Linked DNA regions of Mus musculus: regions 1, 2 and 3 are each linked to region 4. A link is a loop called in an ENCODE intact Hi-C map of the cell type or tissue named here. Cell type or tissue: heart. All regions are shown on one strand. Each heading gives the region's core, and the rest is flanking DNA. Links, peaks and the distances in the headings are about the cores only. Region 1 overlaps Fam53b (family with sequence similarity 53, member B). Region 2 overlaps Lhpp (phospholysine phosphohistidine inorganic pyrophosphate phosphatase). Region 3 overlaps Fam53b (family with sequence similarity 53, member B). Region 4 holds the start of Oat (ornithine aminotransferase).

Region 1 (7,825 bases), core at 195-5,194, 140 kb before region 4:
GTACTTACATATAATAATAAATAAATCTTTAAAAAAAAAACATTCAGGAAGAGGCTAGAGAGAAAATTCAGTGGTTAAGAGCACTAACTACTCTTCCAGAGGTCCTGAGTTCAATTCCCCGCAACCACATGGTGTCTTACAACCACCTGTAATGGGATCTGATGCCCTCTTCTGGTGTGTTGGAAGACAGCCAGTGTACTCATACATTAAATAAATTAATTAATTAATCTTTAAAAAAAACCACTCAGGGAAAACATTGTATCGGCACATAAAGAGCGAAGGGCACAGTATTAGCAGCCTCTGCTGAGCATCTGCATCATAGCAGGTATAGTTCTCAGCTGAGGGCTGACTGCACACATCACGTTAGGTAAGGATGTGCGCACTGAAGAGGGAGTGGGTCCTGGCTGGACAAGGGACACCTGGGATGAAATAGCCTTAGATCAGACATCTTGTTACCAGGCCACCTATTAAGTCTGAGGTTTGCCCACCTCACCGCAGCTGCCCACAAGCTGGGCCTCATCACATTTTTGCCTTTTATGTAGTGACTGGCCACAGGTTGTGTTCAGTGGCCAGAGGCACTTCTTCATGAACCATCCTCAGACTTGGTGATCTTACTACAGCCTGGCAGATTAACTACCAGCTAGGCTTTGTGTGGTTATGTAGGATGTGTGGTCTGAGGTTCCAAAGCGAGTCTGGCCTCTTCACTGACCACTGTATCTCTTCCTCCACAGAACTGTCAGACCTTCAGCAGCCTCAGTTGCCTGAACATGGGGGTGGACGACCACAGCTCCCAGAGCCCCTTTGCCCTCGTCAGCAGTACCCGATCCTGGACCGCATTGCTCTCAGCCTCCAGCCCAGGGGGCAGGACTCCTGCTGGGACCCCAGTTCCTGAGCCTGTTCCCCACTCCTTTGATGACCAGTTCACCTGCCAGGAGGACCTATCCTGTGACGAGTCAGATGGCTGCAGTCTAGATGAGGATTGCTGCAGGAAGGGGGATCCGGCCACATCCTGGCGGGACCGGGGAGCCTGCACGAACAGCCTCTGCTCTTTGGATGGCGAGCTGGACATTGAGCAGATAGAGAACAACTGAGGGCCCTGACCTGGGGAGGAGGCACTCCTCTAGGCCTTAGGTCACTCTAAGGGGGACCTGGCTCCTGGGTCTGACAGAGGCTCCTCCAAAAAATGGAGCCCACCCATTTTCAAAGGAACCAGCCATCACCCTGTAGTGCCCAAATTTGTGAAGGCAACTTGGCCACACCTCACAGGCGACAGCTGGCCTCCCACCAGTTCCATGGAACTACTGTAGCCCAAAACAGGTTTTCGGTTTGGTATCCTCCTCTTTGTTCCTTACGGAGTGCTGGGTAGCCACCATTTTCCAGTAGGGCTGGGCCAGCTGCACCCTTCAGGTAGGATGCCGGGGGCCTGAGCCCCCTTATAGCCTTGCTCAGGTTCCTTCTGGGGAGTTACCCAAAGCCTCCTTTACTTAGTTTACTCCGTGCCTTCTCTCCCAGGTCTCCCTGGCCCAGGCTTGGGAAGGTTCGGGAGACACCTCTTGTAGTGACAGCAGACCGTGTGGCCTTAATCCATTTGGGGCACTGGCAGGGATTCTGGGATAATCCATGTCCCATTTTTCGGGATCAGGGGATAGTTAGGAATGACCAGAAGCCATCCATATTGGGTAGGCATTTGGTGGTTGTGTTGACTGAAAGGTGGGCCCACCAGCTCTCCCATGTCACCAAGAATCACCCACACCTCTGCCACCTCAGGGGCTGCCTTGGCAAGGCTGACATTGGTAGCCTTCCTTCTGTCCCCAGTCCCTGAGAGCTGAGCTCAGTGAATTCAGCTGTGTATAGAGATGTCAGTGGCAAGATGACCTCTTCATAGTGTCCTCAGGATCTACAAACAGGTGCAGAAGTCTCGGCCCTGTGTACATTCCTGGGTAGAGGGATGTCTGCTGGCTGCTTTGCAGGCTAGCCACTCTGCAGGCTCCTCTCTGTAGCAGTCTATGTTGGGGGCCTGCAAGCCTCCACCACATTCCTAGCACATTGTTGCTTGTTCACAGACACTGCTGGCTTTAATGAAAGCATACCACCGTTGGCTTCAAGACACCCCCCACCCCCAGTCCACTGATGTGAGCCTAGCCCCAGGCTCTCCTCTGCAGGCCCAGCCACAGCATGGCTTGAATCACACTCCCCCTTGCAGCTCCTCACTCCCAGCATAATTCCCAGAGGGCATCCGTTCCGGCAGCTCCCCTCAGTCCTCCCTGCAGACATGCTACAGGGCTCTGCACGCTGGGACTCTGGCTTTTAGCAAACTTGGCATCTTCTGCAGACAATAGCAAGTGGGCTGGCTTACACAAGTGGCTTGTTTTCCCATAAGGCTAAAAATAACTGGTGCATTCTCTTGGGTTTGCGGACATGTGATCTAGGCACATTTGTAGTTGCTCTGCTGTGCCTACCCTCTGAGATTTCACTGTCTGCTGGCTGAGCCCAAATGGCTGTTACCTTTCTCCTAAAGAAAGACCTTGATGGGAACCTTTTGTTTCAACTTTAATTTGTCCATACACCAGAAGAACCGAGGCTCAAGTTCTGATGTATAAGGCAATGTTTCTCTAAAACCAGACCCAAAGTACAGGAAGCCCCGCTCCTATAACCCCAGGTTGGGTAGCCTGGTGGGTCCCTGTGGTGGTGGTCGGGGCCCAGCTGGCCTTGGGGGCACTGAGAAAGCAAAGTAGAAAGCTGGTGGAGGCATGACCTACAAGCCCTGCCTGGTGGATCACAGAGGAAGGTAGTTGAGAGGGCGTGGGATGCACACCCCAGTGCCCTGGTTCCCAGAAAGCCCACAGTGAGGGATTCTGTTATCTGAAAGAACTTTATGGTCCCTAAAGCTATTCCCACTCCCCCACCCCCCAGGAAAGGAGAGGCTGGGCTCTGTCCCCTGGTCTGCTTCACACAGGCTGTTAAGGCCAAAGCACAGAACAGTTGCCAGCTGCCTCTCCTGAGGACTGGGACCTGAGCTCCTGGTGGCAGGTGTGTGTCTTAAGGCTGATGTGTGGCCGGCTTGTCCGTAGACTAGCTCTCTTGAGCCTGCTGGCGGAAGGACAAACAGGAACTTGCTGAGTGACAGCTTCATCTTTGCTTCCTGCCTCTAGGAGACTGTTCCCTGGGCGGCAGTACTCCAAACCCGGGGTGGGGGTTGGCCCTTTGCAGTTTCCTCAGGCTTTTCTTGATGTCCCTGTCCCACTAAGGCCTCAGTCCAAGCACCCAGCAAAAGCAGCCAGAAAAGATGGTGGTAGCTTTTCTGCCTAGTGTGTTCATTTGCTTTCTGATGTTCTTTTCATCAAGTAAAGCAGGTTTTGTCTAGAAGGTTTCCAGTCAGCTTTCAGCAGTTGTGTGACCCAGACAGACCCATTCATCCACCCCATTCACTGGCCCCCAGACCTCTGGTCTTGGATCTCCTGGAAGAAGGTTCACCTGGGAGGTCCACTCTGTCTCCTGTGTGCGTGGCAGCACAGGCAGCAGGCAGACTGGCTCACCCGAGTGCCACACCCCAGAGAAGCTGAGGGTGGGCTTCACCACTCACCTGCCTAGGCAGCCTCCACCAAAGCCGACTGGGCCTCTTAGCACGTGACATCCCGTTCACTCCAGAAGCCACTGAACCGACAGAGTTGCCCTAAGCCGGGTACCTGACCTGAGTTCAGGGTAGCAGCCTAGACAGTTTACATGACTGCCCACTCCTGCCTTACTCCTGGGTGGTGAAGGTAGAAGCTGGCCAGCACCACGGGCTCCCTTCATGTAGGTCCATGGAACTTGTTCTGCCCACACATGCAGATGTGTATTCTCAGAAAGCCTTACTTTAAAAAAAAAATTTTTTTTTGTAGCAGGAAAGTTTTCTAAATTTGTATGCAGAAAGTTAAATAAAATGAAGGCCCACATTAAACAGGACATGCTCACTCCCCCAGTTTCTAGATGGGTCTCCTATGCAGACCAATGGCCATATTTTATTATGGGTTCATTTAGTGTTCACAGCAGTTAGAACTCACCCCTGGATCCTGCAACCCATTTCCACTGATGTGGTTAAAATTACTTGAATGATGGCCACTTAAAACGTAAGCCAGGGGCCAGGGCTCAGGGACGCTCCGCCCATACAACCCATGATGCTGCCCCTTGCCATGCCCATGCTGCTGGTCCCACCCCTGCCCCTGGTGCCAGGCCTCTGAAGGAGGCAGAGAAAGATACTCTAGAATTGCAGACTGATGGAGCTCCTTTAGGCTAGATAGGATAGCCTGACGTAGCATAGTCTCATTGGCAAATGAACTGCATCGTCAGTGTTTGGGGGCACCCAGGGGTCAGGGACAGATGAGCCCACAGGCCGTGCTAGGGCCACGTGTGCCGTCCCAGCCAGGCAGCAGCAGCAGCAGCAGCAGCAGCAGCGGTACTGTTTGAGGCAGTGTGGTGAATGGCGTGGTGAGCCAGAACCCATCAGGGCTGCAGCCTGTAGGCTGCCCATGCTGGGTCTGCTCGTTAGCACCACGCACCATCGCCTGCCTCCCCCCCTGACAGGCCGTGACTGTCTTGCACTACAGCCACTCTAGTCTCAGGAATTTGCTTGTTCCTTTTACTGTGTAAATAAAGCTTCCTGGTCCAACACCCGGCTGCCTGCGCATGGCTGTGTGCTTTTTGTTGGGGGCAGTGAACCAGCAGCTCTCCTGTCAGCTCTGGACTGGGAGAACTGCGGGACGGACTTCTGTCCCCATGCCTCAGAGAGAAGGCGAAATGCTGGGTGGCTGTGGGAGTAACTGCTGCCCATAGCCACAGCCGCCATCGCAGGGAGCCGCAGAGGAGCCAGAGACATTGGCATGGGGGGGGGGGGGCATGGTGTGCTGCTACTTCCAAGGGAGCAGGAGAGGAAGCTGCCCTGGCTGAGAGGCAGGCCACTAAAGAGACCCTGGAGGCCGTAGAGCTGGGCTGTCAGCTCAGGGCCTCGCCCCCGCGGAGGGCAGCGCAGTTCAGAGCTCTGCTTCTTGGGCTGTGGAGATACTAGAACACACAATTCACCCCTGGGATGGGCACACAATCCAGTGCTTACCCTCCAAACCAGACACCTGAGTAACTACAGCTCAGGAGAGCACTGTGTCTGCAGTCCTGAGGACCCCAGCAGAGAGGTACACTTAATGTCTGTCACCCAGTGTTGGTCCCTGTAACTGACCATGGAATGTTCTCCCAGAGCCTCTGCTATGGCCAGACCATCATAGTCTGGAGGTGACATCCTGGACCACTCTTCTGTTTTGCTGCTTTGGCAACAGATCCCTTGTCAAACTATATGTGAGTGTGTATCTTAAGAGGCGGTGGACAGAGAGATGGCTCCGTGGTTAACCAGAGGACCCAGAGTCAATCCTCAGCGCCCATACAGGAGCCATAATCATCTGGATTATATATATAGTTCCAGGGGATACAGTGGCAGTGTACATGGCATAGGGACATGCAGGCAGAACATCCATAAACTACATACATACATACATACATACATACATACACACACACATATGAAAGAAAAAAGAAGTGTTCCAGAGTGGTGGCACATATCTGTAACCCTAGTCAGCACTCTGGAGGCTGAAGCAAGAGGATTGCGTATTTAAGGTCAGCTTGGGCTAAATATCAGGATCCTGTCTCAGAACTCCCCCCACAAAGCCACCCTTTGTGGTTGGGGGTGGGCGTAGCTTGGCAGGTAAAGGCCACCACATACACACTGGCACACACCCACACACCATATACACAGTTAAAATCAGGGCGTGAGAGCAAGGTCCCAGGCTGGCCATTCAGTCTTCCTAGGACACCAGCCTTCTGCCTTTCATATACGGTAAGTAGTTCACAATAGCAGGACAGAGGGCAGGAAGGCCACAAGCACAGTCCTGCTCCTTAGATTCACAATGGCCTTGAATGACCCAACTGCCCCCCTAACCTGCACCTCCTACTCTCCAGTGGTACCAGCCTCGTTCTAGCCCTGCCCCAGCTCAAGTTGACAACATGCACAGGACTCTGTCCTGATGCCTCCCCACACTGCTGTCTCCTGCACCAAATATGAGGTCTTCTGAAAATAGGATCCTGTTCGCAGCCAGGCTTGGGCTCACTCGATGCCCTGTTGTCTGACAGCAGTAGGCCTCAGCGTTCTGCAGTCCCCAAGCCCGGCTGGTTCAGGGGTCCACCCATCTAGGGATGTTCCCAATCACTAAGTAGGCCCCCTGTCTATACACGGAATGGTGGGCCAACGGGCTTCTGGGAGAGCAGCTCTTTCCCAAAATGTGGGTAGGGAAAAGTCCCTCCCCACAAAATGCCCAACCTGGGCAGTGACCTTCAAGTGGCTACTGTTTTTTGTTTTTTGTTTTTTTAACTTTTTGGTTGTATTTCCTACGTAATAATGCTCCTACAACCCCAAAACTTGGTGCAAAATGCTCAGTCTGCCTATTATCCATGGAAAAGCTGGTGTGATAATGATAATCACACTGGCTTGTAAGGTGGGTCCCTGAGCACCCTGTAGACTCAGCACATGGTTGGGTCTTCCCATTTTAAAGAGATCTGCAGGAGGCTTTCTTCCTGCCTGTTCCACCTGCTAAGGATGTAAGAGTCAGAGGCAGATGAGTCCCTTGTGGCTGACTGCTAGGTAGCTGAAGATCAAGAGAAGGGGAGGCTGTGCTGCTGGGTAGTGCTGCCACCCTGAGAAACATCAAGGCAAGAGGGTAGTCCTCTAGGGGAGTAGGAATGGATCCTCTCAGGAGGGAGAGGACAGCTGAGCACTGGATGATTGCAGCCCCGAGGTCACCACAGGCCATCTTCACGGGATTGCAGGCAAGGCTGGAGGGAGCATCTTAGAATCCGTCTTCAGAAAGAGCATAAGACACAGGCTAGACCTTGAGTCTCCACTCTCTCTTTTACTCCTAGAGACTCCTTGGAAGAGTCACTTTAAGGACCATTTCTCTGAGTTCACTGTGGCTCAGAGGATAGTGTGGTCTCTGACCAGATCATATAGGGCCTGAAGCCCACTCCTTGGCAGAAAGAGAAAACCCAGCTTATCTGGAGAGACCAGCCAAGGAGAGCCAGCTTGGTCACTGCTCAGGAAAAAAAAGGGGGGTGGGGGAGAGAACCCCAATACCCATGGGGCACACTCATCAGCAAGCACAGCCCACTGCAATGGCTCCAAGTGGCCTGAGCTACTGGGGGAACTCTACTGGAGCTTTCTGTATATCCAGCTAAGAGGCAAAAGGCCATCCATCCCTTGAAGGTGAATGGCACTGGCCAGACTGGTGGCCCCTCATCCTGATGCAGATACTCAGCCAATTTCTTCCTCTGAGAGCCTAGAGGTCAACCTGCCCACTAAGGCCCCACTGGTGTGTTCACCGTGCCAGAGGGAGTGTCGTTGTCTAGGGAAATCTCAGAGGACCTCTGACTCCTTTACGTGTGTACAGTTGCACAGTGCGTGCACACATGCAGAGGCCAGATGTCAAACTCAGTTTTGGTCTTCAGACTACGTCGCCCTCCCCCCGGTGTGTGTGTGTGTGTGTCTGTCTGTCTGCCTGCCTATGTCTGTGTAAGCCAGAGGTCAGTGTCAGATGTCTCCCTCAATCTTTCTACCTTACATTTTTATTTTTCACTATATTTATTTATATGAGCGTGTGCAAGTCTATGGGCCACAGCCTAGGTATAGAGGTCAGGAAACAATCTACTTGTAGGAGTCAATTCTCTCCTGTCATATGGGTCCCAGGGATCAAACTCAGGTTGTTAGGCTTGGTGGCAAATGCCTATTCACTGAGCCATCTTGCCTGTTATT
Region 2 (7,825 bases), core at 1,140-6,139, 63 kb before region 4:
CAGCCTTGATACCACAGGCATACTGGCAAAGAGAAGACACAGTATGAGTTTCAGATCAGGAACACGGGAGTAGACACACATGGAAAGACTGACCGCCTCATGATGATCAGGATGCCATGGGCCTCAAACCCTCTCACAGGCAAGCGTGTCACAACTCCACAACAGGCTGCTGCCTAGAATGCTTAGGACACCTACCTCCAGCTCTGCCGCCTACTTCAAGAGTGCCCACAGCAAGTGGCATACCTTACCTAGCAGAACCACGAGTCTCCCAAGGGACAGGAGACCAAGGCTCTCATTTGCCTGTTCAGCTACAATCCCATCTCTTGCCTCTCCCTGCTACCCACCTCCAAGTAGATCAAAGGCCCTCCTAAGTGTGTCTAGGATTCAATCCACCCACCTGCTCACCCTTCTCGCCTGGGCACAGGTGGACAGGGGCTGCTACTATTGTGGAGCTGGGACATGGTCTAGCAGGAATCTGGGCAGGGGTAACTGACAGGCCAGTCACAGTGGACTCTGGAGGTCTTGCCACAGAAGGCTTTATAACCTGGAAAGTCATCTCAGGAGAGGAGTTGGGAGGACACACAGCCTGAGGGGTTACAGGGCTGGGAAGGAAGCAGGTGATCTGAAGAGACACTAAAGCCATGAGTCAGAGTGGTGAAGAGCATGCTGGGAAAGAGCACCCAGAGGTTGGCTGGGGGTCAGAGGGATGACACATACATACATAATGACTGTGTGATGATCAAGATAATGGACCCTAACTGCTGCCTGAGGAGAGACCTCCATTACTTCCACAGAGGAGACGGGGGTGTGGCTCAAGCCCCACACAGGATGCTCCACTCAGAAACATGAGAGGCTACTTGTCTATAAAGTACACCATCTTCTCCAGAAAGCCAGGGCCTGGGGCAGCACCAGGGCAGGTACCTCGAGCGCCTTCATGTAACCTCCAACGTCCAGCATCAGGCCAGAGGTCTCCTTGTAATAGCGTCTGCAAGAGAGCACAAGGGAAGGGGGTTCACAGAGAGCCACAGGTGCAGGCCAGTCCCGATGCCATGCTGAGAGTAACCGACAGAGGCCACATGGCAGAAGCAGAGGGCCAGCGGCAGTGGGGCATCATGGGTCATTCAGCCACTAGCCCCCTGCTGCTGGCCTTGTAGGGACCCCTACCACAATGATTAACCAGGAACCCAAGGGGGACAGATGGATCCCGTTACTAACACAGAGGAAGACAAGTGACCCGTGTTTCGGGAAGGGACGGCAGCCCCCCCAGAGCATGTGCTGACTCCCTAATTGCTAATAATTAACCCCTAACTGCTGCCTGAGGAGAGTGCTCCATTAGTTCCACAGCAGCCTGCGACATCCCTATTAGCTGGGGTCAGGCAAGGTGCCAGGTTTCACAGGCACCAGCTGCTTCCTTGAGACAAGAATGTCTTCCCAACCTCCCAGAGACAGCGCAGGCTCAGCTCCTCGGAGGGTTCCTCGGTTTAGCCCCAGTGCTTAGACCCACAGCCCATCCACATCAGACCAAGGCCTCCCTCGAGGTACATAAGAGTCCTAGCTGCAATGTCATCCATTTCTGGGGCTCTCTGAGCAAAGCCACGTGACCAAGGAGGCAAGAAGGTGGCTTAGCCATCACCCTCCAGAGATGAGGTTCACTGAAACCCAGAAAATGGCACAGGAATCCAAGTTCTGAGTTATTAGGGGAGTCTGAGCACCCACGTCAGTCTTCCCTTCCTTCTCCGTCCAGGGGACATTAACTCAGCATGCGAGCTGAGGATCCGAGAACAGGGGATGTAGGCTGTCTTCAATACTGAAATTCCTTCTCTGATTTCTAAAAGTGACTTTGCTCTATGTAAGCCTTTAGACCTCAGCTTCCTCGCCTGTGACATAGTCAAAGCAATCAAAACCACCCATATCTAGGGCAAAGTAACACACTACATAAACAACACCATTCCTTACACAATGCCTAGAACACAAACACCACTCACCAAAAGACTGGAGACGACTACTATAAACAGCTGCTCGTGGAGCTAAGACAGAGGCCCTGAGATAGGAGGCTCAGTGGTAAAATAATACAAGCCCCAGGCCTGGTGGGGTCACTCCTGTAATCCAGCACTCAGGAGGCTGAGGCAGGAAGATTGTGAACTCTAGGTCAGCTGAGGATACATAGCAGATCCGATCTCACGAATGTCTTTTCTTTTTCACCTTTCCATGTGCATGTGCTGGAACACGGTCCAGGAATGGAGTCACGTGAGAACGCTGAGTGCTTGTGAGAAAATGCCAAGAAAACAAGACAAGACTCTATGACCTCAATTTCTTCAAAACATGGAATTATTCTTGGAAAGTGTTTTGTGCTCCTCCCAGGTATAGCGGCTAGGAGTGAGGTTACTTCCAATACTCATTCTTGCTTGCTGTTGTTACTCAATTAGACATTGAAGCCATACTTGATAAGCCTCTATGGAGAATGTATTTTTGCCACGTGTAGCTTGTTCTCATGATTGTATGCAGCTTTCAAACTCATGAAAACGTTACTCATGTGATTTCTCTTAACCCTCAGAGTATAAATTGTCAGATGCTCTGAATAACGTAGGCAATTGCATGTGGCTTTAGTCTGACTCGTTCCCCATCCTCCTAGTCCCACGGTCTCTAGAGCAGTGACATGTATGTGTGGTGCATGTGTGCACACATGCAGAAGCCTGAGGCTACGTGTCAAGCTCCCTGGGCCACTTTTGCACTGTAATTTTGGGGGGAAGTAGTGTCTCAGTCAAACTCAGGGTTTGCTGATAGCACTAGTCTTGCATCAGCCATCCTTCTCTTAGAATATCCCATCTCTACCAGCCTGGAAGTACAGGCAGTCTGCTACACCAGCTGGCATTTATGTGGGTCCAGGGTATCCAAACTCCAACCCTCTTGCTTGCATGCCAACAACCTTAACCACTAAGTCATCTCTGAAGCCCTGAAGAAATTTTCTTAAAAGGCTTCTTGGGGCTGACAAGGTGGCTAAGTGAGTAGAACACTTGCCAAGCAAGCATGAGGACCTTCAGTTCCCCAGAACCCACATGAAGCCAGGCCTGGTAGCATGTGTCTGCAGTCCCAGCACTCCTGCGACAGATGAGAAGCAGAGACAGACAAAGCCCCAGAAACCAGCCTGGCAAACAACAAAGAGACCCTGTCTCAAACATGGTAGAAGATAAAGAGTGATTCCCGAGGTTGTCCTGTGACCTCTACATGCATACACCCTGGCATGAGCACACCTACACTTATAAACAAACATGCAGGTAGGCAGGCAGACACAGGAAGACAGACAGACAGACAGACAGACAGACAGACACACACACACACACACACACACACACACACACCTGTGACCTCAAACATGCTTACCCTGGCACGAGCATGCTTACACTTACTGACACACAGGCAGGCAGCAGGCAGGCAGGCCCGCACGCACATACCCAGGCATTCATGCATGCGTACACACACAGCTTTATTTTTTTTCTATTGTTACAATAAACTATAATGCCTATTTCCTTAGCCAGGTCCAGAGCTTCAAAGAACTGGAGAAGGATAAACAGTATTTGTCCAGCAGAGGGAGCCATTGGTGCTGGAGCTGCACTGTCTGGGTGGCAGGTGGCTTAGTCTCAGTCCAGGACTCTATGAAGGGCTCAGGGACCTGCACGACCTGGGACCTGGCACCTGGCATGCACCCCTGGCTCCCAGCATAGAAGAGATGCAAAAAGACTCACAGAGAAACTGTGAGAGCAAAGATGGTGAGCTGCGCGAGTAAGTGACAGAGAGACAAGCTGTGTCCTGAGGGGAGGCGGCTCACATGGAGCGAGGGGAAGGAGTCCGAAGACCGAGGGAGCACTTTGGGATCACTAGAGCACCTGATGGGCTTCACACTAGGCCACCTCCAAACCCACAGATGGGCCATCTTCCTTGCACACGGGCCCAGAGGCTACAACTCTTGCTCAGAGGAAGCTCCCAGGAGAAGGAGAGGGTGGGCAGAGGTGGGTTGGGCAGAGGACAGAGCAGGGACAGACCTAACTCAGCTCAGAGGCGTTTGCCAGGAAGCAAACAGAAACTTCTACAACACAACTGGAACAGGCGCAGCTGTTTCTCAGCCGAGGATTCTGGGGATTTCCAAGCTGCCCTGGGGACAGATGGATACAGGATCCCGGAGACTGGGTGGATGGAAACAGGCCCCTCTCATTTAGAAACGGCACCCCTAAGGAGTCCTCGAACCACAGCTCTGCTGGCCCCAGATCTAGAAGTTTATTCGAAAGTAAAAAGGACTTCAGGTTATCTGGACTCACCAAAGCCCGGCCTTCTGAGCCAGAGGAGAAGGAGTCTCGGGAATCAAAATGGAAACCTTGCCCCCCCCCCCCCTCTCAACAAGCGGAGGCTTGTTTTTGAAACAGGCTCTTAACTATGTAGCCCGGCTAGCCTGGCATTCTTTATGTAGACCAGGCTGGCCTCCAACTCACAGAGATCCTTCTGTCTCCACCCCCAAGTCCTGGAACTACAGGTGTACGCCACCACCTCCGTTTATATGGTGCTGAGAATGGAACCAAGACCGAGAGTCTCACACATGCTACCAACAACAAGCTACTTACCCTCTCACCCCTGCCCATTCTCTTTCTTACTTTTTTAAACTGAATCTGGGCTGCTTTTTATAGAGCCCACAATTTCTCTATTTCTTACTCATTTAGGAAATCAAAAATCTACCTGAAGCCAACTGTTGGCCGTAAACACTTTAAGGGAAATAGCGAACAGGCATCTTAAATGTATGTCCCTTCACTAGTGACAGGATATAGTCTTCTTTTCTTTCTGGCACCGTGTGGCCCACTGCAGGAGAGCCCGGGGGGCCCTCCAGCTACTGAGGGCCACTGTGGCTACTGGAGACGCAGGCCACAGTGGAAGAGCAGTCAGCTCAGATTTTATGCTTCGTTTTCCTGCCGTTTCCGATTCCTCGGTGCAGCCTCCCTGCAAAATGACCACTTGACCTCTCCCAGAAGAGCCATTAACCTCCATAGTCTGCAGAGTAAACAGCTTAATTTCCTGATGGCGCGGCATGACAGGAGAAATTACAAAGCCAATTCCCTCTCTCTGTCCGCACAGATGCCAAATGTAAATCACTCCATTTCCAGGAGAGGGGCATCCTGCCTCCTCGCACCCTCGGGGAGGCCACTCCAGCCTTGACTCTAGTGACAGGAGCTCTTCCTGGGCCTCTGGGCTACCTGGAGAGGCTGCCACTCTCAGAAAGCTGTAGAGCCCTTTCCCTAGGGTTGAAACACCCCACCTTTCACCCAAGTCAGAGTCTAGGGGGCTGGAGTCCCCACTCATACCAAATGAGTGTTACCCACGGCTGAGTGTGCCCAAATTCTCACCCAGCCAAGAGCAAGCGATTGCTATTTTCACCATCCTTTTCACCAATGCATTTATTCAGACACTACTTGTAATCTGGAATAGCCCCTAGCAACGATGAGACTGCATTCAACAAAAATGAGCTGACATAAATGACCTATAATATTACCTTTTCATTATGCACATTTTCTAGTGCAGGTTTGCTAACTCAAATATCCAAGGACAGGGCCCAGATCACTGAGTTAAGCAGTCCAAGTGTGCCTAGCTCAGTGGGCACGAGGGCCCAGTCACCAAAGCACAGGATGGAAATACTTCCGGCAGGATACCCTGCTGCCTACAAGCTGGGCAGGAACTCCAAAGCATCATGCAACCTCAAATGTATGAGATTCTGAACTTGTGTTGCTGTTTCTGTTGACCGGGCGAGACACACACAACCTTCTGGAAATCATCTCACAAAATGGATAACTGTGTCACAGAGATATTTGTGTGTACAAAGTCATTCACAAGCTACTGTTTGCTGACCATAAGAAACAGGCCAAGGGGTCTGGGGAGATGGCTCAGTATGTAAACCCTTTGCTACACAAGGGTGAGGACTGGAGTTGCAGGACCCCAGTTCATATAAATGCCTGAAGGACATAATGGCCCACCTATAGCTCCAATCTTGGAAGGCCGAGACAGAGGACCCCGCAACAAGCCAGCTAGTGAGATCGGTCCATACCTCTGATCTGTGTTTGACTGAGAGATGCTGCCTCACTAAATAAGGTGGGAGACGGATGGAGGATGATACTCCTGACAACAATCTTGAGCCTCCATATACATGTACATGTGCGAGCACAGACACACACAGACACACACACACACACACAGACACACACACACACACACAGACACACACACACACATGCATATGAAAACATGTACATACACACATGAAAACAGAAAGAAAAAAAAACCCTACAGCTTATAAAACAAGGTCAAGCCGACTCCCACATTAGTTTCCTTTTCTTGTTGCTGTGACCAAATACCTAACAATTTAAGAAGGGAAGGAAACACAGACTCAGGGTCTGAGGGTCACAGAACGCCGGGGTGGGGAAGCATGAAGCGGCCAGGCCAGGTCAAGCTGCATCACAGCGAGGAAGGAGAAACAGGTGACTGCTGGTACCAAGTCAGCAGCATCCTTCTTCCCCCTTCCTCTTACTCCAGGACGCACGTACATGGGATGCTGCCCACATTTAGGGCAGGTCTTCCCTCTTCGATTAAACCTCTCAACACTACCCTCACAGATACATCCAGAAGTGTGCATCCTTCACAGTTATAAAACCAGATGAATGTGTGCATCTGTAAGCATTCAGCTGAGGACACGCACTCAAATACCGGTGTTTGTGCTACGCAGTGAGGCTGCAAATACCTTTCTCTTCTTCTTAGGCTTTGAGATTTCTAAATTTCTTCAATGAGCATGTGGTAAGGAAAGATGCTAGCAGGCCTTGGGCTATAGCTCAGTGGTCCAGCCTTACTTGGCATGGACAAGGCCTTGAGGGGGAAAATCGCTTTGTTAGCTACCATGGCACATGTCCATAACTCCCGAGGTCAGGAGATGGAAGCAAGGGAATCATATAGAACAGTAACTAGCTTCAGGCCAGTGTGGGAGTGTGCTAGGCCCTGTCTCAGTTAGGAAATAGGGTTGGAAAGATAGCTCTGCAGTTCAGCAGACTTGCTCTTACAGAGGACCCGAGTTTAGTTCCAAAAATTCACATGGTAGCTCACAAAACTCCACTTCCAAGGAGTCTGACACGTTTCTGACCTCTGTGAGGAGTGGGCCTATATGTAGTGTACATACATACATGGAGGTAAAACTTTCATATACATAAAAGTTTTTAAAAAGTGGTGGCGGTGCACACCAGAACTCAGGAGGAGGCAGAGGCAGGTGGATCTGAGTTCAAGGTCAGCCTGGTCTGCACAGTGAGTTCCAGAACAACCAGGGCTACACAGAGAAACCCTGCTGTGAAACAAATAAAAACAAACAAAATTCTCTTAATTAAAAATGAATAAAGACATATTAAAAAATAAAATAATGTAAGGGAGAAAGAAGGATGCTAAGTCAGCAATGCTTTCTTTAAAACAAAAAACAAAACAAAACCAAAAACCAAAAACCAAAAACCAAAAAAACAAAACATGGTGCCAGAGTCTGCATCCTGACTGTCCTCCAGAGGCCCAAGAGCTTGGTCCACACCTGATGGCAATGTGGAGAGGTGGTACATCCTTAGGGAGGTGGGCTCTAGTAAAAAGAAGTTAGGTCTCTAAAGGGGGAGCCCACTGAGGGGATACTGGGACTCCTCCTCTTTCTCTCTCTGCTCACCAACCTCCATGGAGATGAGCTGGACTCATCTCCTACCATGAAAGCCACCCTCACCACAGGCCCAAAGCAAGGCACCATGAAGCCTCTGAGATTGTGAGCCTCCCT
Region 3 (7,825 bases), core at 2,084-7,083, 150 kb before region 4:
TTCTCTCTCTCTCTCTCCCCTCCTCCTCCTCCTCCTCCTCCTCTCCCTCTTTCTCTCTCTCCCCCCCCTCTTTCTCCTCTCCCTCTATCTCTCCTTCCCTTCTTCTTCTTCCCTCCCTCCCTCCCTCCTCTCTCACACACTCACACACACTCACACTCAGACACTCACATTCACTCCTAGGCCTGTTCCAGAAGTTGTGAGATCTGATTGCACATCCATTAGGTGTGAAAATTGGGACAAGTCTCTTCCTCCTTCAGCCTTGATTGGCCCATCTGTAGGGTAAGATGGTTGCCACTGGCTGAGACTCACTCACTTTTCCAGTATGGATTCCTATTCCCTGAGTTACATTCCATGGCTCACAATATCTAGAATGGCAGCAATCAGCTCTAGAGATAGAGCTGAGAAGACCCTGGTGTGCAACAGTCCTGCCTCCTGGGTCCAGTTGCAATCTCTTAGAATACACAGCTTCTAAGCAGCTGCAGACAGCCAGGGCCCGTCACCCTCTCTGAGGGCCAGGACCCACCTGTGTGCCCCAGAGCTGCTGTGGAGGCTGCTCCAGGACTCTGCTGGCCAGGACTGCCCTGAAGGCTGTGGGCTAAGACGGCATTGGCTTGGGCCCCTAGCCAGATCCCTGTGTGCTTTGGAAAGATCCCTTAACTTCTGTTAAGCAAAGAATCCTCTTCACAGCAAACTGAGTGAAGTGGTTTCACAAACTCCTTCCTGAGTTTGCACTGAGTGGAATGTTCACTGAAGAAACAAAATGTTTGTTTTCTAATTGTGAGGGCTTAGGGAGGCCCTTGAAGTTGGCTTCCACACCCTCTGTGTTCAGGCATGCCACCTGCCATCCTGGGGCCTAGAGCAGGAACAGAAACCTTCATGTGTCCTGTTGGGTGGCAGCAGAGAGGAGACACTGGCTAACGGCCATTCAGAAAATCTGCAGGGTTCTAGACCTCCAAGATCTTTTCTTACCCACTCTAGGTCGGGGCCCTTCAGTAACACTGTGAGGCAGTCCGTGAACTAGGTGGTGGGGCTTGACCAGGGTTCCCTGTATGGTTGTGGGGCATGATCAGGATTCCCTGTATGGTTGTGGGGCATGATCAGGGTTCCCTGTATGGTTGTGGGCATGACCAGGGTTCCCTGTATGGTTGTGGGGCATGACCAGGATTCCCTGTATGGTTGTGGGCATGACCAGGGTTCTTTGTATGGTTGGCAGGGAACAGAGTAAAAATAGGAACGTGAGGCCTGCTCCAAAACGAGGCGTGCAAGGTTGAGTATACTAGGGATCGAGCATGCCAGTGAAAGAAGGGAGGTAGGAGCTTGGGTAGCCAGAACAGTTGGCAGGAGAGGGCGTTCACATGACTGCACGGTCCAGAGCACATGTTGGGAGCAATGAGTTGACTGGAGTAGGGCCAGGCTCTGGCCTGTCTGGAAGGTTTGAGCCAGTGAGCATCGCTCTAGCCAATCCTTAAGAACTCTGAGTCACGTGGTTAGCTTGGGCGTTTCCTGTTACAAAACAGCCCCGCCCTGACAGCGCTCTATTTGATGGGTGATATCAGGGACTCTGTTGGGCCTTTCTTTTACTCCTCAGGGGTCTGGTCCTGCTATCTCTGGCTAAGGCCGCTGGCCCTTGGTCTGTTTTTCATGTTCCTAGGTTCTTAGGGGGCTATGCCTGTTCCAAAAATGACAAGCTCTATATTAGGTCATCTTCTTCAAGTCCATTCTACCATCTGGTCCTGGAGCCTCCAGCATTACCCAAGACTAGAGCACAACATGTAGAATATAACAGGAAGGTGGTCCCCAGAGGTACAGCAAGGGAGAACCAGAACAGAGAAAGCCAAGGTCCAGAGTGACTGTGGGTAGGAAGGTTTTTCCTGAAGGGGGCTTCTCAAAGCTTTGTGGTGCTTTTCCTGTGGTGGCTCTGAGAATGGCAGGATTTAGCAGCCATATAACATCCCTGTGGCTTTCTGGCCTAGAGGCAACTCCCAGAGTTTTGAAGTACATCATGTCTCCTGGTCCCTGGTCCCCTGTTAGTAAGAAAGGACAAATGAGTGCCTGAGCTGAGATAGGCCCTGTAGTCTGTTGCTCATTGGTATAGGTCCTAGTGGGGTAGCCACAATCTCCCAGCATGAAGCAGGTGCTTGCAGGGCATTTGAAGGGACATTGGGACGCAGTGGCCCACAAAGGAAGGCAGGAACCTTCCCAGTTACAGGGCTGGCTTCCACACAGCAGGTATTTACCACCCCCATTAGTCTGTTGGCTTCTAGAGCCTGTGATCTGGGAAGAGTCCGGAGTCTTTGGTGACAAGTCAGCGGTGCTCTCAGAGTCCCTTCTGTCCTCAGTCCTGGCATCCTGGCTCCCACCCAGTTTTCCAGCCAACATTTCCTACATTCCTGAGGGTCAGGAGGCCATCCAGGCTTTAAAAGGCCCAGAGGTGAGCACTACACAGAAGTGGGTTGGGTGTGGTGCTGCTGACCCTGCTTAAAAGAGTATGTGTCAAAAGCCAAGTCTGGTGGCCTCTAACCCCAGCACTCAGGCAGCAGAGCAGGTGGATCTATGTGAGTTTTAGGCTAGCCAGAGTTACACAGTGAGATTCTGTCTCAAAATAAATAAATAAACAAATCAAAACAAAATCTAGGAAACTACATGCTTTGTCAGCCCCAGCACAAAGGAGACATAGAACACTTGTCTCGTGGCCTATTGTTTTGAGATGCTTGCACAGTTCTTTGTTTGTTTTGTTTTTTTTTTGTTTTTTCGAGACAGGGTTTCTCTGTATAGCCCTGGCTGTCCTGGAACTCACTTTGTAGACCAGGCTGGCCTCAAACTCAGAAATCCACCTGTTTCTGCCTCCCAAGTGCTGGGATTAAAGGCGTGCGCCACCACCGCCCGGCCGCTTGCACAGTTCTGTTGTCCAAGTGTGTGCTGGGTAGGAAATGGCTCCACTCAGGCAGATCCAAGGGCCCAGCCTCATGCAAGGCCAGCTGGAGCCAGGCTACCCACCTGGCCGCACAGACTGGCTTTGTGATGGTGGCATCTTAAGGAAGACGTGAGGTGGCCCTAAGAGCTAGAATATGGGGACTAAAATGTCTCCTTTTTTAAATCTTTATTTATGTGTTTGTGCATGTACAGGTACACATGTGTGATCATATTCAGGTGTGTGTGTGTGTGTGTGTGTGTGTGTGTGTGTATACATGTGGAAGCCAGAGTTAGCCTTGGGTGGTGTTTCTCAGTTCCCGTCCCATTTATTCATTTATTCAATTCATTCTCTTCTCATGGGTATTTATGCATGCTTTCATGAATTTGTATGCACCCCATGTGTGCAGCAGCCTGTGGGGGCCTGAAAAGGGGCATCAGACCCCCCTAGAGCTGGAATTACAGGTGGTTTTACGAACTGACATGTGGGTGCTTGGGATTACACCCAGCATCCTGCAAGAGCAGCAGTGCCGCTGAGCCGTCTCCCCAGCCCCCCAGACCCCCACCCTGGTTTTTTTTTTTTTTTAAGTCAGGGCCTCTCTCTGGTTTGGACCTTAGGTCATGCTTGCTAGCCAGCAGGCCCCAAGGATCTGTGTCTCCTTGGTCCCTAGCTCTGGGATTACAAGCACGCAGCACCACACCTGGCTCTTAAAAACAAAACAAAGTCAAAAGCACAGGGACTGTGAAGATCCAGCTCAGGCCCTTGTGCTTACGTGGCAAGCATTTTAGTGACAGGGCTGTCTCCCAGCCCCTTAACATTGTTCTTATTTGTTCATTAAAAAATGGAGGGGGTGGCATTAAAAATCGAGGCAAGCATGGCAGTCTTGAAGAGTGGTGGCGGCAGGGGTGGGATGGGAGGGACTGGGTACTTTTTGTCCAAGGGAAAGCAAGCTTGCGCCCGGTGAACGCAGCCTGTTACTCTCAGACGTCCTCATGTAGCATCTGTGTATAGGACACACTGGCTGCTCAGAGGCTGGTGTCTCCGGCAGCCAGGACTTCCTGGAAGACTCAAGGCAGCTAGTGCGACCACTGGACTCTAGACAGGCAGGGCCCAGCAGCAGCATCGGCTCAGGGCCTGAGGAACAGAGGCACTGGGAAGCAAATACGTGACAGACCTGGTGGTCACATGTGTCCCATCTTGAGTACCATGTTTCAGTTCCAAGAAACAAAGCTTGAGTTGGGGATTAAGCAGGTGGTTGGTGGAGGGAGGCTTTTGAAGAAACCAGGTAGAGGGCAGGGAAGCCTCACAGGACGGGGAAAGACCGTGTAGAGAAGCAACACAGGAGCTGGGCCTCTGCCTCTGGCTCAGGTAGCATGGCTAGCACTTGAGATGGCATTCCCCTGGTTGCAGGATAATACTTCTTCCACCTCTGACAGTCCATCTTGAGCTGGGATTGCCTCTATGAGAAAGCTGTCCTCCACGCTTCTTGGCCCCCAGCTATTCTAAAAAGGACAGCTGTAAGCAGGTAGCAGCCAAGCAAGCAGGTGCTTTTGTGGGCCAAGGGAACTAGGTAAGACATCAGCAGACACCCCCACCCCCAGTCTGCCTCGTTGCCTTTGCATTCCTTAAAGTAACCCATTGAAATAGCTGGACGAAGATCTGAGCAGTGCACTTCCCAGGTGAGGGCAACAGAGAAGCCCAGACCCTGTGGCTGTAGAATCTGGGTGGCCTGTACTCCTCCTCTGAGGCCTCCAACAGGGTGAGAAGGATGCTGGGCCATCTGTTCCTAGGCATACACCCCCAGCCCACACACACCAGCTGGTCTGTCTGCGTCCCCAGATGCCCACGTCTAAGTATGAGGGACAGGGCTTATAAGCTTGGGGCCCTTGGCACCCAGGCAGTATTCCCTAGGGGGCGCGGGGGAGCTTTGCTGTCACCTGCTCTGCTCAGGCCTTCCGTGTCACTGCTGAGGAAACAGACGGTTGAGTACCTCAGAAGACCTTTCTGGGACCCCATCACCATGCTTGACGTGCTGGCCCACAGCACCTGCGGCAGAGAACAGGCTGATCCCAGCACAGGGCCCTGCAGGGCAGTCACCCAGTCCAGGCAGCAGGGCCGAGGGTATGTTGGTTTGATGTGTTTCCCTCGGGGGATTGGGCTTCAGCTTATGCCAGGAAAGCAAGGACCCCGGGAGCAAGCCACCTTTATCTCTGCTCAGCCCAGAGCCTCCTACCCAGAAGTAAGATGTTGCAGTAAGTCTGTGTACAGAAAGGCCCTGTGGCTGGGGGAAGGAAGATATATCAGTGTTTTCCAGCAAGCCCAAGAAGGCTGGGGCTGAGGCTGAGCTAGAGCCTCTGCTGTGACTGGCTAGAGCTAGAGTCGGCTTGGCTTTATAGAAAAGTGCCCTGGGAACAGCTTTGTTCTATAATTCCTCTTGTGGACTCTAAGAGTGGGCTCAGTGTCTCTGGTCTTTAGCTCAGGGCCGTAAGGACAGTTTCCACTGAGCCTGCAGGCCTTCTTGGTGGGCCTCAAGAACAAAAGTTATTAGGTGAGGCAAAGTAAGCCCTAGAGTAGCAATTTCAACTTGGAATGATATGTTCATGTGGCCCTTTGAATCTTACCACTCTGCCTTCTCCCAGACCTTTGAGGGTACACAGGCCTCCTCACGCATGGGAACAGCAGGAGCTGCTAGGAGAGGGGAGGCAAGCAGTGCTGAAGATGTGGTGGGCCTGAGCATGGGTGAACTCCATGTGTGACTGCCCGAGTGTCTTACCCACCAATGGGCTGAGATTCTGGACAGCAGGCTCACTGCCCCACTGTGGCCGCAGGCACAGTGTCCCCTGCGGGTGGGTCTTGCCACTGGATTATGTGGTGGTTCTCATTTTTCACTTTGGCTAAATGACTGAATTCTGAGTCATCAAAGTTTTCCAAATGACACTGGCTTTGCAGGCAGAGGACAGATAAATGACTCTGAGGACTACTGGGGGTTTTCTGTGGTAGTCTGTGGTTTGCCTGGAACAAAATGCATCACTCAGGCCTCATAGCTTCCCACCCTGCTATGAAGAAAGAAAAATCTGTTATTGTAGACTGTTGGGGGAGGCATGACCCCAAGATGCTCTTGGCCACCCATATTTAACAGACAGACCAACGTTCAGGGGTTGAGATAGCTTGCCTGAAGCCATGATGCCATATGAGGCCGACCCTACTTCTGAAATGGCCAAGTGACCTTGGTAGTTTTTAGGTCCAGCAAATGGGTCCCTGGTACTCTACCATGGGCTATGTCACATGCTTAACATAACTGCTAGTGTTTTCACTGTAACAGGAGACCCCTACAGCCAGTAACTTAGGGACAACAGAGTGGCCTCTGGTTCTAGAGGCCAGGAAGGTCATCGTCCCTGCACTAAAGGGGCCATGCCTGCTAGGGATTGCTTCTTCACAGATGGCACCCTCTTCTTGTGATTCTTAACATGACAAAGGGGGAGATGTGGTCTCTCATCCTTACAGCGTTAACTCTCAACTCACCAGGGGCTCTAACCCTGTGACCCCAGCACCCACCAGTGACCCCACTTCTTGATTCTTTAGGCACTGACATATGAATTTGGAACACACAGTCTGGCCACATATGCTGTTACATTGGTCACAGAATTGGGACCTATTAGCTATACCTTAGATCATCTGCTGGGCAAGATCAAGATGAGACAGGATGATTCCAGCAAGATAAGGAGAGCACAGCCCTAGAGCACTAGGGTGGGGTATTTCTTTTGGGCTCTATCCCCAGGCCCTGCCCTTGCTCACTTTACCAAGAACAGTGAGGCCCTGTTCTGGCATCTGACATCTGGCACAGTGGGTAGGTGTGGTGATCCTCAGGCACTGCTGCCATTACCCAGCCAGAGCAGTCAGCGAGGACTTGAGGCTCGCAGGTGTAAGCATTGCTGTTTACAATTACACACCTGTTCAGGCAAAAAGATGCAGTACTTACTTAGCCAGGGATGCAGGAGAGGGGGTTGGGCTCTGTGAGCTCCTGAGTCCTTGACTAGTCTTGGCCTCACCCCTAGGCCTCCTCTACCCACTCAGCTTGTCCCAGGAAAGCATTGCCATTATTGATCCATCTTTCTTGTGCCATGATGTCTCACTCAGCTCAGGCCAGTAGCCTGGAAGGCAGAAGGGACCTCTGAGGTGTGCCCAGATACTGCTGTGGCAATGAAGGAATGCATCCTGTGACTATGGGTTTACACTAGACAGCAAATCCCAGCATCAGCAGGTTTACAGCTGGCTGGGGGTCTTCTGGCCTGAAACCCAGAGCTGAGCCCCTCAGCACCTCAGCCTGTTTTTTTTTTCTCTTTTATTTATTTCTTGATATTTATTTATTAGGCAAATTGTGGATGGGTGTGTTTGCTGTTGTGAGCTTGTGGAAGTCTGAGAACAACTTTTGGGGGGGGGGGTCAGTTCTCTAGGGATTGAACTCAGGTCGTCAGGCATAGTGCCTTGTCTTTGTCCATTGAACCAACTTGTTGGCCTCTCCTTTCTTTGTTAATTGAAAGAGCCCAAGAAAAGTGAACCAATCAGGAGGGTGTCTTTTGTGGAGTGTCAGGAACAGTGTGTGTGCCTGTGACAGGCACAGCCACCTTCCCCTAGAGAGAGCACCTTTCATCTTCTGTCTGTTGAGCCTGTTTTAATAGCCTGTTTGCAGTGGCAGCCAGCAGACATCTTTATTTCAAAGCGACACAAACACTTTGGCCTTTGAAAGGATTGGGGCCCTTGGGACAGGTCTGTGCCTTTCATTGGCAGGTGAGAGGCAGCAGGTGCTATTAAGTTCCTGTGCACTGGGGAAAAGCCAAAGCCTCTTTCCCCGGTTGCTACAGGGCCTTTGAGGGAAGTCAGGCGGGCCACGAGTGCCCCTTGCTGCAACAGCCC
Region 4 (7,825 bases), core at 1,555-6,554:
CTTTGTCTTTTTGAAACAGAATCTTTCTGTGTAGCCCGGGCTGGTCTCACACTTGCACTGATCCTTCGGCCTCTGCTTCCCCAGTGCTGGGATTGCAGGAATGTGCCACCAGGCCTGGCAACACACAGGTTTTTAGTCAATAAATATTGAGAATTGTCGACTTCAGAAACCAAAGTGTTCATTCCCTTTCCAGGTGAGAGGAACTCAAAATCGCAAGGTTTCTGTTCGTAATCACTGAAGGAGCGTTTCCCGATTGTCTCTTTCCCTTCCTTTTCACATGGGTTCACCTGTTATGAAACTCCACACAGAGTCAAACATTAATGGCACTCAAGGGACATTTGTCAAACTAACTTGTGGATTTAACTTGGTTATCTGCTCATAGGATTGTTTCTATTTATTTGGTTGGTTTGGTTTTCAATACATCCTGACCAGTTTACCCCACCTCCTCTTTTTCTCCCATTCCCCACCCCACTCCACCCCACCCCAGTCCCCTCTCCCCACCCACCCCTTTTCTATTTCCCCTTAGAAAAGAGCAGATCTCCCAGGAATAGCCACAGAACACAGCTAAGAAGATACCATAAGACTAGGCACAAACCTTCATATCAAGTTTGGGTGAGACCACCCAGTAGGAGGAAAAGGGTCCCAAGAGCAGACAGAAGAGTCAGAGACAGCTGTTAGTCCCACTGTTAGGAGTCCCACAAGAACACCAAGCTAACAATAAGAACATATGTGGCGGAGGGTTAATGCAGACCAATGCAGGCTCTGTGATTGCCGCTTCAGTCTCTGGGAGCACTGCAGGAGCTTTATCGCTAGGCTCTACGGTTCCTGCAGAAGTATTTGCTTGAATCTGTTGGTGGCGTTAGACTCAACAATCCCTGCCATGTGGGCTCTGACTCTTCTTCATGTTGAGTTTTTAGATTGTGCAAATGCAATCAGAGCAGCTCTGTTTCTCGGAGGGAAAAGGCTACTCCAAGGTGCAGGTTGTTCTTTCTTGGCTACAATTAGTGATGGGAAAAAAAAAAAGCAACCAAGTAGGAGGGAAACCATAAATTTTTATCATGCTCTTTGTACCCAGTGCCATTCTCTGATAAGTGAGAAGTGATAAAACTCAGACATTCCCAGAGGTTTCTTGCTTATGAAATCCTTTTCATCAAAGAGCACCCTACCTGCGAGTTCAAAAGGATTGCCACATGTTTTGATGTTACCCTTAGTTCTCCTGATGAGCTCAGCTGCTCCTGCTTGCCAAGGCATAACAAGATGGCCCTGGCTTTACCCATTTGTCCTGGCTTACAGAGCAGAATCACAAAGAAGCAGTTCCTTTCTGACCCCAGGGGAGGAAGGGTCAAACCCCCAAGAGGTTGATCATACTGAAGTAGGTGGTATGAAAGGAATAAAAATGAAAAAGATAAAGTTATCCACTCATAATAATGAGCCTTAGAGGGTAATTAATGGTCATTATAGTAATGAAGTAATGATCTGGGCAAATGACCTTAGCCAAGGATAGGATGAGCCCAGTAGGCTTGCTCAGTGCTCCTGAGGATATTGGATTCACTGCTCTATCTCTGAGCCCACACTACTTTCTTGCCCCTACTGACCAGGTCAACTAAGACATTCCCTGCTATGGCTGTTGAATGTCTTCTATTTGTCTCTCTACCTGGGTCTTCTTTTGTTTGTCTTTACATGTGTCTGGTGTGTTTGTGTACCAGTGTTTGCATGAGTGTGGGTACACAAGGTCTGGTGTCTTCCATGATTGATTCCTACGTATTTAAATATATTTAATTGAGCCTGGGTTTCTCACTTGAACCCAGAGCTCTAGGAATTGTCCTGTCTCTACCTCCCTGAACGCTGGGATTTCAGATGGGTCTCGATGCCCACTCAGCGTTTATGTAGGCTCTGGGGACCTGAACTCTGGTCTCTTTATGCTTGCCCAACAATCACTTTACCTACTGAACCATTTCCTCTGCTCTTTCCCATCCCACTTTCTTTTCCTCCTCTTTCTGATCTTGCTCTGTGTCTAGGGAGGCTAGTTTGTGGGGATTGTCTTTTCTCTTGTTTTCTCAAGTCAGGGTTTCTCTCTGTACCTCTGGCTGCCCTGGAACTCTCTCTGTAGACCAGGCTGGCCTAGAACTCATAGAGATCCACCTGCCTCTGCCTCCTGAGTCCTGGGATTAAAGGTGTGCACCACCACCACTACTACCACCAGTCTTAACAGACTCCTTAGGCTCCTGGCTCCCTCCAAGTAGTCTTTCCTCAAACTCCTCTCTCTTTGGGGTTCTAGAAACCCCACATCTAGCCCTGGATACGTGGACTGACAGTGGCTCTCCCTGGTGTGCCAGTCCCTCCATCCTTGTGCTTTCTTATTCACACACATTCTTTCCAAACTGGAGTGTGAAATCTTTCTGCCTGACCCTGAAGTGTAAGGTAGTGAATCACTGGCCCTCTGTGGTCTACAGCTTTTGGTACAGGATTGGATAACTCTTCTATTCTCTTCATATTTTCTGATTTATAACGAGCGTTATAGACAAAAATGATACCTAAGCACCTTCTGATTGTGTTTATCCTGCAATATCCTTTTCCGGTTTGAGTTTTAACCATGGTAGTGGAGGGAGTGCAGGCAAGTCTATACTGCGTAGCTGTCATTTCCAACCACTTATAACAACAGTTAATAACATCCGGGCGGCGTTTTACAGCTGCAGAGATGATACTAGAAGCATCAGTAATCTGTTTTGTCATTTTGGTACGTGAGGGTTCAAGGTCATGTGGTTTCAGCATTTAAGATATGATGTTGCTCCCAACAGGCTCTTTCAGGAAAGGTTTTGGAAGGTCCCTGGGCTAGAGAAACGCAGTGAGAGGCCACCATTCCTTCGGGCCTCCGTTCCCCTTCGGGTAAAAGAAAGCGAACTGCTCCAAGTTCAGTGCAGAGCTCAAGCGCCACAGGCACAAAAGCAGACTGCGCACTTGGGGAAGGCAGCAGAACTTGGCGCCCGGAGGCTCAAGGCCGGGTGGGTGGGGCGAGAGTGAGCCTCTTGTGATTGGTGTGCGGCCCTCCGCCTTAACCAATGAACTGAGAGAACGGGCGGGGGCGGGACAGACACGTCGTCTTAAACGACCTGACGCGCCGGGCAGCCACATCGCGCTTCGTGGCTGAAGTACAGTCAGTGTCGCTTAGCGGACGCTGTCAGGTACGACGTACGCGCCGGGGCTGGGCCAGAGCGACTAGGGCCCACTCGGTGTTCTGGAGTCTCCGCCGGGGCAACACTGGAATCTCCGGGTCTAGGGCGCCACGCAGGCCCGGGGTGGGGCGGGCTCGGCGTGAGGACGGGCGGGGCACGGCTTGGGCTCACTGTCCCCGGGGGACTCGGCTAAGGGGACTGGGGCCTTGGAGGTCTCGACTTTGAAAAGGCGGCGTTGAGGGCGCGGGGCACCACGAGCAGCTTGGCGGGGGGTGGGTGGGGGGTGGGGGTGGGAAGAGGAGGGAAGGACCCGATCCCTGGGGACAGAACTGCGAACTTGTGGTCGCGTCACCGGGAGGGGGCGCTGATGCGGACCAAGTCCGAGCTCCTTGGGCAGCTTTTACGTCTCGTGGCAGATCATACCCATCCCTCCCCAATCCCCACTTCTCTTCAGTCCTAAACCAAATAAGAGGATTGAGGAAGTGACGTGCACTCTGTGATGAGATGGTGGCTAAGGATTGGCCCACAGGGCTCTCTGCACGAAGAGCCCCCTCCTTAGGCCTTTGACAAGCTATGTTGAACCTCAGTAAATTCCAGTCTAATTGTGGGGAGCTCTTGCTGCCAGCAAATCTTGCCTCAGGCCTACAGCAATGCCCGGGAGTACATTTACCTTGTAGATGTGTCAAGATATATTAAGGGAGGAGTGGTTTTGGAATGAAGTGGCTTTGCTACTTGAATAACCTCTGATTTCTCCACCCTAAATTTTCTTGATCAAACTTGTTAGTGTCTGTAGGTAAATTAATTTTATGTAACTTGTAACTGTACTTTAAATTGTATGTGTGTGATCAGGAATGAATGCGCCATCCGAGGCCAGAGGGATTCGATACCCCTGGAGCAGTTCTTGATAGTTGTGCCATGTAATGTGGGTGTTAGGAACCAAACTCTGGTCTTCTGCAAGCATAGTAGGTGATCTTAACTGCTGAGCCATCTTTCCAGCCCCTAAAACTTTAATTAGTACATATTTTAAAAGGTATTTTTTCCTGTCTCATCTATTTACCTTCCGGTCTACTTTTACTATGGTTATATGGATATGTATTTTATGCTCTTTGCAGAGTTCTTGAGGATGAGCCAAACTGTATACCTGTATACTTTTTTTTTTTTTTAGATTTATTTATTTATTATACGTAAGTACACTGTAGCTGTCTTCAGACACTCCAGAAGAGGGCATCAGATTTCATTATGGATGGTTGTGAGCCCCCATGTGGTTGCTGGGATTTGAACTCAGGACCTTCAGAAGAGCAGTCGGTGCTCTTAACCACCGAGCCTTCTCCCCAGCCCCCAAACTGTATACTTTTAAAAATAGTAATGAATGGGTAGTGATGTGGAGGTGTGTGGAGGGTGCGGTGTAGTTGGTTCAATCCTTTCCCAGTAGTGTTACTTTAGTTGTTTGCCAGTGACGCACTTGAGGTGAATTTTAGCCAGAATATTGGTTACATAAAACAAAGCTTATGTTGACAGACCTTCCAAAAAAAAGAAAAAAAAATTAAGGGCTGCATTTGTGAATGGTTACCTCAGAAAAGTAAATATTTAACAAGCGCCAAACCAAATTTACTTCTCAAGCTGAAGATTTTCAATGGCTTTTGGATGACTTTACCCTGCTGTTTCTTTTAGAGCAATTTAAGGAAAGGTTATTTAATAAGGCAGACTAAACAAATTCTTCCAAATGCAGCCCTTAATGGAGACTGTACTGTGGAGATATTCCTGTGAGCTAATGGGGAAGGGAATAATGGTGGCCTGAAATTAAACATAGGTGTTCAACATGCTCGGCCTGTCGTTAGTTCTTATGTTTGGGCTCTTATATCTGCTAAATATAAATAGCAGATAGATAATAAATAGGAATAATCTATATATCTATCTATCAATCATCTTTGGTTTCTCGAGACAGGGTTCCTCTGGGTAGCTCTGGCTGTCCCAGACTCACTTTGTAGACCAAACTGGCATCAACTCTGAACCCTTGATGAAAAGATGAGTTTCCATAGGAGGACAGAGAAGTAGCCTCTCAGAGCTGAGTTATTTTGATGCAGGATGGGTGACCTGGTTACCTGGCTTGTCTGGTTGCTACCTTGCCTCCCTCAGGAGTTGTGTGTTCAGGAAGGCTCTTCTTCACCTGCCAGACAAGAGAATACCAGCAGCAGGTGGGTACCCAGGTACCCAGGGGAGGGGATTTTTGAGACAGGGTTGACTTTTCCTTTTTTACAAGCTTAAGTTCACAGTGGGGACTGCTTGAAAACAAGTGCCTGAAGTGTTAGGATCTGTGATAAAAGTCTGCAATGTTCTTAATGTCCTAAAGTGTTTAGGAGGGACTTTCGTTGTAAATTCAAAGGGAGAAGGTGGAAAAAATTATCTATATAGTATTTATGCACAGAAGAAAATTGGTAGTTAATGGTAATCTCTTAAGTAGGTAATTTTCTTGTCTGACTGCTATTTATTTTATTTTATTTTAATATTAAGGCAAGGTCTCTCTTTATAGCCCTGGCTGAGCTGGGACTATGTAGACCAGGTTGGCCTCAAACTCCTAGAGGTCCATCTGCCTCTGCCTCTCTAGAGTGTTGGGATTAAAGGCTTGCTTGACCACCTCTAACTTCTTGGGTATCTGAGAATAGCCTTAGGCTCCTGATCCTCCTGCCTCTGCTTCTCTAGTTTATTTGGTACTGGAGATGGACTCCAAGGCTTCGAATCTATTAGGCAAGAACTTACCAACTGATCCTTAGTCCCCGAGGATCTCATTTTTATTTTTTAATGAAAAACGATCCAGTTTGAAGACCCTGGCCGTGTTGTTTGAAAGCTGTGGAACTTGGCTAGTGTTCCTATGACCTTAGAGCAGAAGAGAGTGTAATGAATAGCTCCTTTGTGCTAAACCAGAGGCTTTCACATGGGCTCCTCAAGACCCCATCGAAGTTCAGAAAGAGTGACACATTCACGCAGAGCTGCACACTGAATTTAAATCTGAATTGTGCAGTGCTGTGGATTTTCTATCACACTTCTACCATTTCCAGAGCCCCTGTGAAGGAGAAGATTGTTGGTGGCTGTTTTAAAGCCTTCTTTAATTTTGTTCTAATATTTCTCATACAGTACCAAGCTCAGTAACTTGAACACAGAGGCTCTTTAATAGAAAAGTGTGTACTAGATTCTGCTCTGTCATGGTCTGTGCAACTTGTAGCCTTTTCCAGTTAAGTTGAATATCCAGAGTATTACTCATATTTTGAATGTTTCTTGTTACGCTACTGAACATTCTACATGAAATTGAGAGGACCCAGCAGATAAAGAGATTCTAGCTGAGGAGGTAACTCAGTGTAAGTTGAGATAAGTCGAGTTCAGATAACCTTTTAGATTCTTTCCCATTGCACTCTTTATTTTGTTTTGAGTCAGCTGAATGTAGCCTTGGACTGGAAACCCTCCTGTCTTAGCCACTGCCCCCTCCTTCCCCACCCCGTAACCCATGGCTACAGTCACTTGCTGTCCTATTGCAGCCTGTAAAAATACACCATTAAAAGCATTTTTAGGATTTTTTTCAATAACCAGTTTTTTGTTTTTGTTTGTTTGTTTGTTTTTTTTTTTTTTTGTCTTTTTGCCTATTGAAAAAAATCATAGCTGTAGACTTTGGTGGCAAAGGTATGTGAGTAGTTTTGAAAGTTTGAGTCTTTCCCTGAGAATAGGTGACCTGGTGACCCAAGGCTGCACCTCCTGGGCACACTGACTGCCGCACTGCTCTCTACACCACGTTGTTTCCTCAAAGCTTACCGGATCCTTTCTTTTTATTTGACTTTGCTTCTTGTCTGCTCTCTGTCAAACAACTCAGACCATGTCCGAGCTCATTTTCAGTGTTTCTGACATAAATACAATTTATGGTCATTGTAGAGAGTAGAAAATAGTTTTAAATACAGCCACGGTGACTTTTTGTTTTCTCTCCTTAACAGTTTCCCCTAATACTCTTGCGTAGTTGAACAAGCAATTTTTTTTTCTATATATAAAGTTTTCGTTTCTTTTCTTAATTAGACATGTCCTAAAATGCCTTGCCATGTTGGTAGAGACTTATTTTAAAGCTTTGTTTGTATTTTTGTGTACGAGTGTTTTGTTTCTGTGTATCTAACTGCATTTGCTAAGGAGTATCAGAGAAAGCACACTTTATGCATATTTCCTAGGAGGCAGAAGTTAATACCATTTTACATTTTCAGTAGTTTAAGTAGGATCTACTGTGTAGATTGTAAAGAGCCTAGGAAGAAAACGATGAATCGGTATCTTAGACTTCGTGGTGGTGAATGAGGGCTGGTTCTTTGCAGTACAGCTAAACATCTTTGCTAGCTGCCATTTCCAGTCTAGTGATTCTGGCTTTGTTTTTGTTAGAGAGAAAATACTGTGGAAATAGCAGACCTTTTCCTTAGGGAAGTATATAATTGGACCCCTCTAAGTGGACAGTCTCTAGATCTTGCGTTTTCAGTCTGTACTCTGGTCGGTCCGTGGGAAGGGAGACTAGCGGCACGGTTCTGGCACATAGAGTAGAGTTCTGGGAACTGATTAGTGATTGCACATTCCTGAACCTCACTGGGTTTTTAGTGTGGAGTGAGAGCCAAGTTGAAAGAGAAGTTAGCCAA

Evidence for each region. Peaks named below come from ENCODE experiments on the same cell type or tissue, not always from the same donor. Only the 100,000 strongest peaks of a DNase experiment are listed, where the experiment ranks them.
Region 1: a loop joins it to region 4, with 2.1 times the contacts of the local background. A loop is called at or near these places in 2 of 42 quality-filtered maps.
Region 2: a loop joins it to region 4, with 4 times the contacts of the local background. A loop is called at or near these places in 14 of 42 quality-filtered maps.
Region 3: a loop joins it to region 4, with 2.2 times the contacts of the local background. A loop is called at or near these places in 2 of 42 quality-filtered maps.

The regions. Positions count from the first base shown.
Region 1 is chr7:132,708,909-132,716,733 of GRCm38, reverse strand. It overlaps Fam53b (family with sequence similarity 53, member B), which reads left to right. Exons shown (of 5, transcript NM_001381858.1): 5 at 732-4,650. The coding sequence ends at 1,091. Among named protein-coding and RNA genes, the nearest start is that of Fam53b, 100 kb to the left of the region's middle. In heart, for the core only: a CTCF peak has its summit at 3,038; DNase peaks (open chromatin) are centred at 903, 2,303, 3,083, 3,553 and 2 weaker places; H3K4me3 peaks cover 256 bases; H3K27ac peaks cover 4,812 bases.
Region 2 is chr7:132,634,684-132,642,508 of GRCm38, reverse strand. Lhpp (phospholysine phosphohistidine inorganic pyrophosphate phosphatase) reads right to left here. Exons shown (of 7, transcript NM_029609.1): 4 at 922-985; 5 at 1-22. Among named protein-coding and RNA genes, the nearest start is that of Lhpp, 28 kb to the right of the region's middle. In heart, for the core only: a CTCF peak has its summit at 3,574 (motif pointing right); no DNase peak of the experiment used is centred there.
Region 3 is chr7:132,717,698-132,725,522 of GRCm38, reverse strand. All of the region lies in intron 4 of Fam53b (family with sequence similarity 53, member B), which reads left to right. Among named protein-coding and RNA genes, the nearest start is that of Fam53b, 92 kb to the left of the region's middle. In heart, for the core only: CTCF peaks have their summits at 4,825 and 5,769; DNase peaks (open chromatin) are centred at 2,252, 4,797 and 5,692; H3K27ac peaks cover 1,973 bases.
Region 4 is chr7:132,571,652-132,579,476 of GRCm38, reverse strand. Oat (ornithine aminotransferase) reads left to right here and starts at 3,079. Exons shown (of 10, transcript NM_016978.2): 1 at 3,079-3,182. In heart, for the core only: CTCF peaks have their summits at 3,340 and 3,539 (motif pointing right); DNase peaks (open chromatin) are centred at 3,066 and 3,586; H3K4me3 peaks cover 1,926 bases; H3K27ac peaks cover 1,988 bases.